Linked DNA regions of Homo sapiens: region 1 is linked to region 2. A link is an interaction called in ENCODE POLR2A ChIA-PET data of the cell type or tissue named here. Cell type or tissue: endothelial cell of umbilical vein. All regions are shown on one strand. Links, peaks and the distances in the headings refer to the core of each region. The heading gives the core; the rest is flanking DNA.

Region 1 (4,403 bases), core at 308-4,307, 260 kb before region 2:
AATGATAAGAAATTAAATGTTTCTTAAATTGAAATAGAAAAAAAGCATGCAATTAATTTCTGTATTTCCCTTTTGACCTCAGAAGCCTCCATGTCATTTTTTATTTTCATCTATGTCTTTAAATTTTGTGCAACTCCTTAGGTCATGAAAGAGGTACCGTCCTATATCCTATGATAGCAGCCCAGCTGTGTGTTAAGACACAACCTAAAGAAAAGTTTATGTAGGGTGGGAGGCGGGAATGTAAATGTTGTTCACTGGCTGTGTTGAGCTGAATGTACCAGGCTTAGAAGTACAGTCCTCTGGATTCCAAGTGTGATGACAAAGAGAAATAGATTCAGATGTCAGTGAAGACAAAGGCATGTTTATTTAGACATACGTTTCAATGTCGTCTCCTGGGGAAAGCTTACTTCATGCTGCAGCCATAGGAAAGGGCTTGGAGGGTCTCAGGTGAATAAGCCTATATGCTAATTTACTAATTAGCTTCAGGGACTTAAATTTTACTCATCATGAATGCAAAATCTGATGCTTCCCATTGTGCCAGATGCTTTCGCAGATCAAACCCTGCAGAGAGGAATAATTTTTCTCTTGGGGAGGAATTTTATAAGCTGTTATATTACCTTCTACATTGCAACGAACCTCTTCTGGATCCATAAGTTTTGTAACTTAGAATTTTTTTTTTTTTTTTTTGGCATTGCGGTAAAAGACAGATAATCAATTCAATTCAGACATCTACTGAACACTTGCTCGGTTTCCACCTGGAATCTGAGCTCCTGACACAGGAATTGTCTTACCCATTTTTGCAACTGCAGCACTAGCTACAGTGCCAGATAGATAGTAGGGCACCAAGAAATATCTGTTACGTGATTGATGAATCATTGAAGAGCAGAAGGGGAAGCTGGTGGAATCATATCCTGCCTTTGTCTCCGTCCATGAGGAACTCACAGTCTACAGCAGGGATCACACAGTGACGTGTCTATAGGGCCAGGAATGTAGAAATGAATGAGTGAAATGAATTGAGTAGAAGAAAAACAAGCTGCCAGAAATATAGTCAATCTTTCTCTATTTTTAAAGATGTATTATTATAAGGTCATAACAAAATATGTGTAATAGTAGAGAATATGTTATCAATTTGAAAGTAAAAGTTAAAATAAATGTACTTAATATGTCTTATAATATATTTTAATACATTTTAATATGCAATTCATTAAAATTTTTATTTATGCTTTATGATTTTTAATTTTGTCATTCATCATGCTTTTGACTAGGATATAGAAACATGACAGTTCCTTTTTACTTTTTTGTCCGAACGTGACAATGTCAGATTGTGTGTTCTGTGTAAACCAGAATTCATCCTTAAACCTTTAACAGTCAGTGACATGTAGTTTTCTGCGGTTTCATAATGAAAACCAGCTGTTCACAAATATAGGTATTTTAATGTGGATAGATTCTTGCACAGTGATTTTCATTGTTAAAGTAACTACTCTTGAGCTATTTGTAAAATTCTGCTTTTCTAACATCATTGTAAAATTTACTTTTCAGTGAAGTGTAGTACAGTAAATTCCATTTGTAGTTTTTATTCAAATTACATTAAATCAGAGTGTGAATTGAACCCTGTAAGTGCACTGCATAAAGTTTGAAATCTGAGATTTTTTTTTCTTTTGCCATTCAGTCTTCAGATCTACAGTTTTGGAAGTGTTTCATTTGCATTTCAGAAAATTGGTTTGAGAGGGAAACTGAGTGGTATGACTTCTTTTAAAATGACATGTGAACAACTTCGTAGGAAGTTAAAATTTCATGGGACGTGTTAATGTCAACCCAAAAGGCTAAACCTGTATTCATGCTTTGCTGGTGAAAGGTGGTGAGATGTTTTTCTTTGTATTGAAGTAACATGCCTATTTTAGCCAAAAATTGATACAAATCTCTTTGTCACCTGGCACAACCAGATCATCTGACCTCCATGTTGTAACACCATGCCACACTTTGAGTCCAATAGGTATAATCTGTCTCTGGTTGTACATCTAGGGGCAGAGAGTGTTCAAGATGTTGCACTTCTTAAAGTTTTATAATAAACTATTATTCCTGAGTGAATGATTTAACAGCTAAATACAATGCCTTTGCACACTATTAACATATTGCAGTTAAGTACGCTAGCAAGTCTAACTCTGACCTTGACCGTAGCTTATCTGTAGTTCAATTTACTAATTGGGACCAGTTCACATTAAATTTTCCAAAACTTTTCTCAACACAACACAACATGTCATGTCCTGATATGTGTAGCTGTCACTGGTACCATGTCCAGAGGTTTGGTCATATCAAAACTCAATGGAAAAGATGAACAAATACAACTAACTGGCAGCTATCATCTGTGCTTGCCTCAACTGTAATAGAAAATATCATATAACTTATCTATTTTTAAGCAACTTGCCCTGAAAATTCTCAGCTTTATTGTTAGAATTCAGAACAAAAGCAACTGTGGTTAGATTTATAAATGCTTCTTTCTTTCCCATACCTAGCCACCTCTGTAGATGCTCGCTATAAACTCACCAACTGAAAAGGTTTTAATGCCTGGGCCAAGTTTTCACTTAATGTATAACTGTGTTCCCCAGCAGCATTGCTTATTTTACTCACACTATAAATAAACCTCTTGAAATTTTATTTTGTTTTTCATTTCATTAGATTTTTTTGTCATACTTGATTCAGGTGAAACTTACTGTGAATTGCTTTATATTGACTTTCTAAATTATATTCTTTTAACAAACTTTTTTCATACCAAACACTTTTTTTTATACTAAACATACAGGACTATTCTTTCATCTAGCAAAAAAGCGAGTTCTTTCCCATTCTGATTAACAGCTTTGGCCTCTTGGTGGATCTTGTTTTATCAACTCTCGGAAACGTGAATGCGAGATAGCTATCGTTTTCTTCCTTAAAAAGCAATAGGGAAGGCATGGTGGCAAAAGGCAAAAACGTGAGACCACAACCTTGGGAATGGCAGGGAGTGGCAGAGGCTGGAATACTGGGATGATGGTGCTTATCTGGGGGCTGCAGCCACTGTTCAGCCCCAGCCAGCAGCGGCCATAGACATGTAGGCTTAGGTTCTGCACATGAACTGCTGTTTGCAATAGTTACAGAGGTCACCTAGGAACAATTTGCAATATAAACAGTTCATCTTACTCTTAAATTTGTTTATATGTGTTAATTATTCATGCTTTTCCCTCCATATATTATTCATGCTTTTGTTTTCTATATTTTGATGCTTTGACATCTTGGGGTCTTGTTAACTTTGGAGGAACTCTTCCCTCGCCTATCCAGGGTTAGTCAATTCCTAGAGAAGGCAAACAACTCACCTATCAGCATACCTTTTGTATGCAAACTAGCCAATTATTTCTTCTTTTTTTTTTTTTTTTTTTCTTTTTGAGATGGAGTCTTGCTCTGTTACCCAGGATGGAGTGCAGTGGCATGATCTCGGCTCACTGCAACCTCCAACTCCCAGGTTCAAGCGATTCTTCTGCCTCAGCCTCCTGAGTAGTTGGGACCACAGAAGCCCACCACCACACCCAGCTAACTTTTTTGTTGTTGTTGTATTTTTAGTAGAGACAGGTTTCACCATGTTGGCCAGGCTGTTCTCGTGCTCCTGACCTCATGATCCACCCACGTTGGCCTCCCAAATTGCTAGGATTACAAGCGTGAGCCACCATGCCTGGCCCCAGCCAATTATTTCTAAGACCTCCTGTGCCCGATTCTCACACTCTGAGCCACTATCCCCTGCTCTAATCACCCTGATGCCAGGTGCCAGGCAGCTGTGGACAGGGGACTCCTATGAGATGTCCCCAGAGCCTGCTGACGTGTCAACTAGCTGATCCTAACCTGCTCACCTTGTCTCCACCATTCCTTCCCACGAAGACCACGATACAGGTTCTTGTCCACATTTTCACCCACTCTCTGCCTCCTAAGTGACCCAGGTGTCTCCACGTTACCCCCATAGCATGCCATACCTCTTCCTTTGGGATCTGTGAGTAACAAACTATCTTTTCGATGGCAGCTGTCTCCTGAACTGTCGCCCCCACCATACCTAAATAATACTAAAACTTCAGTTTTGAAATCATAAGAGACTAGCTGTAACACGAAAAGTGGTAAAAATTCTTAAATTAGCAACCAGATATAGATCCAACACTTGAATTGTAAATTATTTTATATTCATAAAAATGTTTAATGAGATTTATTTAAACTTTCTAAAGTTTTAACTTTAACATTTCTTAAGTGATTTTGAATAAATATTTTGATATTGATTAATCATGATTTGTATTTTAGAAGAAAATATGTTTTCTTATGGAAAACATGAAACAAATGATAGTTAAACTTTTTAACCTTAATTCATGTTTTTTTTTGTTTTGTTTTTTTTT
Region 2 (4,403 bases), core at 154-4,153:
CATGTGGAATCTAAAAAAGTCCAATTCAGAAGGACTCAGGTGGGTGCCAGAGGCTGTGGGGAAGAGATGGAGATAAAGAGATGTTGGTCAAAGTGTGCAGAGTTTTTGTTAAAAGGAGTAAGTTTTTGAGCTCTATGGCATATCGTGGTGACCATAGTTAATGATAATGTAATGTACATTTCAAAATTGCTAAAAGGGTAGATTTTAAATGTTTGTACCATAAAACAAAAGCATGTGAGTTTCTGGATATGTTAATTAGTGGGATTTAATCATTCCAAAATATACACATATATCAAAACATCATGTATATAATATATGCAATTATTATTTATGAATTAGAAATAAAATTTTCAGAAAACGGACAGAGTCCCGGGCAGGTCACTCTCTCAGCATGCAGAGAGGAGAGGCACCGTCAACGTCTGACCTTGATGGACCTTGAGGTCCCATCCATCCTTGTCTGAAGAGAAGGTGAGGCTCACAGGGCTCTCCGTATTCATCAGCCTCAGGTAAGACTTGTTTTTTTGTTTGTTTGTTTGTTTGTTGAAACAGAATCTCGTTCTGTTGCCTAGGCTAGAGTGCAGTGGCATGATCTCAGCTCACTGCAACCTCTCCCTTCTGGGTTCAAGCAATTCTCCTGCCTCAGCCTCTCCTGAGTAGCTGGAACTACAAGCATGCACCACCAGACCTGACTAATTTTTGTATTTTTAGTAGAGACGACGTTTCTTCATGTTGGCCAGGGTGGTCACAAACTCCTGACCTCAGGTGATCCGCCCACCTCAGCCTCCCAAAGTGCTGGGATTACAGGCGTGAGCCACCGTGCCCAGCTGGTAAGATGCTTCTTAAGGCAGAGAGAGACGAGGCAAAGGGCAAGGCAGTGGAATCAGGAGCAAGGTCTCTAGCGCCTTTCTGGACTGCATCAGTGACATCAGAGAAAGAAAACAAACTTCTGCCCATGCCAGGGAGCAAATAGGACCTCACATCACGGCCTCCGTGTTATCATGAGCTGGCCTGATGCTTCCAGCTAAGCCACGTGCTCTCCAGTTGGACAGAAATAATTTCCGAGAATGTCCACTCAGGCCAGATCATGCTAAATCCCACACATCTTCCACTCTTGCTAAGTAAGCAACTGCTGCATCTTTCCCAGTTCCAGCTTTGGTCTCCCTCTAGTCTGTCCTCCCTAGAGATGACAGATGTATTCAGATACCCCCTCACAGAATCACCCCTGGCCTCTGGCAACTCCCGACTAGAGAAAACCTCTGCTTCCTTAGACCCTCCCGAAAATCACCCAACCAAAGCCCAAGCCTGGTAGTAGGTCATTCCCAACATCTTCTTACTCTGAGACTTCCTGCAGTTCCCAAGCTGTGTGTGCTGTCTCACTGCAACTTGTAATAAACCCAACTTGTTCAACTACAGGTGTGTACCTGGTGGCTTTCGGCCACAGGGCAAGTGGTCAGTATGAGCTAAGTACCGTTCTCCAAGCTTGTTGAAATATTCTTTGCTGACTGACTACTGAACACTATCTATATCTGGAACCCCAAGCTATCTCAGGCCATACACAAGGTCAGGATCATGAGGTGATTCCACCCCTTCTGCTGCTGTTGTCCTCTGTCAATCACCTGCATCCAAAGCCATCTCCCGCATCACCAGTCAGGGATTTCCACAGCAAGCACATGTTCAATGAGCATCTACAGGCTAAGCTCCGGGCTAAAGCTTATGGAGAAAAGCCTTGCCCCTATATAATTTTGATTACCCACCAAGTACTAAATGTGGTGTGGACATAGTACACTTCTCATGTGGTCCCGAAAGCTTCCATCTGCAGAAAGTACAAGACGAACACATTCTAATAAACAGGAAGCTATGAACCAGCTACATCATCCATCAGCTCTTTCTTATCAGGGAATTGGCAGGATACATTAACAAAAGGGTAATTATTTATTAATGGTTACTTGAAACCTGGGCTTTCCACACCCGATTTCAAAACACACAGGGCCATTTATTTGAAGTGGTTTCCGGACTTTGATGGATTGAATATTCGCCCGTGCTGGCAAAGGCATACACACAGTGATGCTAACTAGAGTAACTATAGAAACTATCCTATCCTGATACAGCCTTAGAACATCTCTGAACAATCATCCGCATAAAGGAAACATCAAGGGAATAGAAAAACCATCTGGTCTCTATAGCTAGAACATTTGAACAGCTTGTAAAGGGAAAGAAATTGAAACCTCACAACAAAAAATCTGGCAGATGATAAACACAAGATTTTTGAGTTTATCAGCCAGTTGCTACAGACCAAGATCAATATACAAAGAAAGGACATGCTCATAACCCAGGACCTCCGACTGGAATGAAAAGACAGGCAGAAAAACCTGAAAGGTTTGAGGCTGATTACAGTTATACTACCCCGAGCCCACTACTCACAGAAAGCTATTTATTTTCTTTACAGATGATGGAAAATTCCAAACAGAATAAAATTATACAGAATGTTGCAAGAAAAAGCATTTCTTTGGGTGTTTCTAGCTCAGCTGCAAACAGGAGGTAGTGAAGTCCCACGAGGAAGGTGTGCTCTGTTGAAATGTCTAAGTCGATTGTGCAGTTTTGAAAGTCACTGCCAATCCAGAGATGATTTCAACCCAAGTTCTTTCGTGAAATAATAATTCCCAGCTCCTAAATAATTCCCAGCTCCTAAATCCCAGATCTGACTCTTTCTAAATGTGTCTTTTTCCTGTCTCTTCTTGCTCACCTCTTCTGTAGCCACAGGCAGTTTTCAGCCAACAGTTTGACTTCAACAAAGTCAGCAGCATCCTGAGTCAAACCTGGCTAGAGTCCCTCTACTCAGAGCAGTGTTGCATGGGTGTGTCACACAGATGTGCACAGTCACCCAGACCACAGGGCTTCTCTGGAATCTGGACGGGAACTTGGCTAGGGCTTGACCTGCTTCGGTTCACCACCTCTCTGCCTAGCCCTTTTCTATGGAATTTCCATCTGCTTCTCTACAGCAATGACTTGAAAACTGGCAACATAAGATACTAGCAACTCATTACTGAATAGGGCATTTTAATGTCTTTCAAAGTCCTTCTAAAGCCATTTAATGTGTGTGTTTAGGCATCTCTCCCAAAATAGAATGTCCTATTTTGGCTCCCCTTTTTTTTTCTCTACCTCCTAATCCCATCACCCAAAGGGAACCACTGTTAGTAGTTTTATGTGAGTCTGTTTATGGTCATCAAACATCTACTTAAGTTTCAAACCAAAATTATGTCATATCTTTTGTCATGTTCTACAACCTGCTATCTTACTTTACAATGTTATGAATGTCTTTGTAATACATTAATTGCAGGTGTACTTAAAGGTTGCACTGCTGTCCATTGCATCAAGATACCCTCAGATGTCCATTCAGTCTCCTAATTCCTCTCGATGATACAGTGTTGCAATCAACAGCTTTGAACGTGAAAGAAAATGCAATGTCCTAGTATGCTTGTAATTGTCTTATCTCCAAGATGTTGAGATAAATGTAGATAGTTTCACCTACCTACGGCCCTATTGCCTTCTCCCAGACATGAGCACCTCCCACTTAAGTACGAGGCTGAGCTTGGGAATAACTGCCTTTTACCCCCACATGTAATTGAGCACCAAGGGCCATCTTTTCTTGCTTTTCAATACTTCCCAAATGAATCCACTCTTTTTCTGTCTCTCCTCCCATCTTAAGCAACTACCATCTCTTACCTGGGTTACAACACCATCTGCAATGTGGACCTCTCTATTCCTCTTATGTGACTGTAATCCAGCCACATGGTGATACTGATCATACTCAATTCAACTATGATTATTCCCCTGCTGAGACCCTTCACAGGGGTCCGTGGTCCTTGGGATACAATAAACACTTCTCAGCATTCATTTCTCAGGTTCTTGTTTTCCTTCTCAGCCCTCTCTGCTGCCTCTTCCAACATGGAAGCCCACAGTCCAGGCAGGCATGTGGAACAACGTTCACCTCCTCAAAAGTGCCACTTTTTCTCCTCCCCTCAAGCGTCTGCACCTGCTGTGTCCTAAGCTTGGATCAATTTGCCATTTACTCATCTCCCTCAAGCCCCTGAGACTGTGGCTTTACGTGGAGTAAGTTCAAATGTTCCTCTCCTTAAGAAGTCCTTCCTGATCTCTCCTTTAGTCCAGGCTAGATCTTCTCCTCTCCCCTTCCCCCCTTCATCACTCATGACATTTTTCATAATTGCATGTTGATTTATGCATTCACCCTGCCAGGGGCCACTCTTGGGAAACCCTCTCCACAGGGCACTCTGGTCTCCAGTGATCCCCATGTGTGCAGATCTCTCCTTCTCATGGGAGCTAAATGAGAAGAGTAGACTTCTTAATTTTTAAGCTTGGTACAAGACATGTGTGCCCTTTCCCAG

What was found. ChIA-PET counts read pairs that join two places held together with the same protein. Peaks named below come from ENCODE experiments on the same cell type or tissue, not always from the same donor. Only the 100,000 strongest peaks of a DNase experiment are listed, where the experiment ranks them.
Region 1: POLR2A ChIA-PET joins it to region 2 with 6 read pairs; 2 of 35 experiments call an interaction of 5 or more read pairs at or near these places.

The regions. Positions count from the first base shown.
Region 1 is chr10:6,992,529-6,996,931 of GRCh38, reverse strand. The region is part of intron 2 of LOC105376387 (a long non-coding RNA gene); the gene reads left to right. Among named protein-coding and RNA genes, the nearest start is that of LINC02665, 100 kb to the left of the region's middle. RefSeq lists an enhancer at 1,824-1,993. In endothelial cell of umbilical vein, for the core only: no CTCF peak of the experiment used is centred there; no DNase peak of the experiment used is centred there.
Region 2 is chr10:6,727,728-6,732,130 of GRCh38, reverse strand. No RefSeq gene overlaps it. Among named protein-coding and RNA genes, the nearest start is that of LINP1, 7.5 kb to the left of the region's middle. In endothelial cell of umbilical vein, for the core only: no CTCF peak of the experiment used is centred there; a DNase peak (open chromatin) is centred at 1,990; H3K27ac peaks cover 1,342 bases.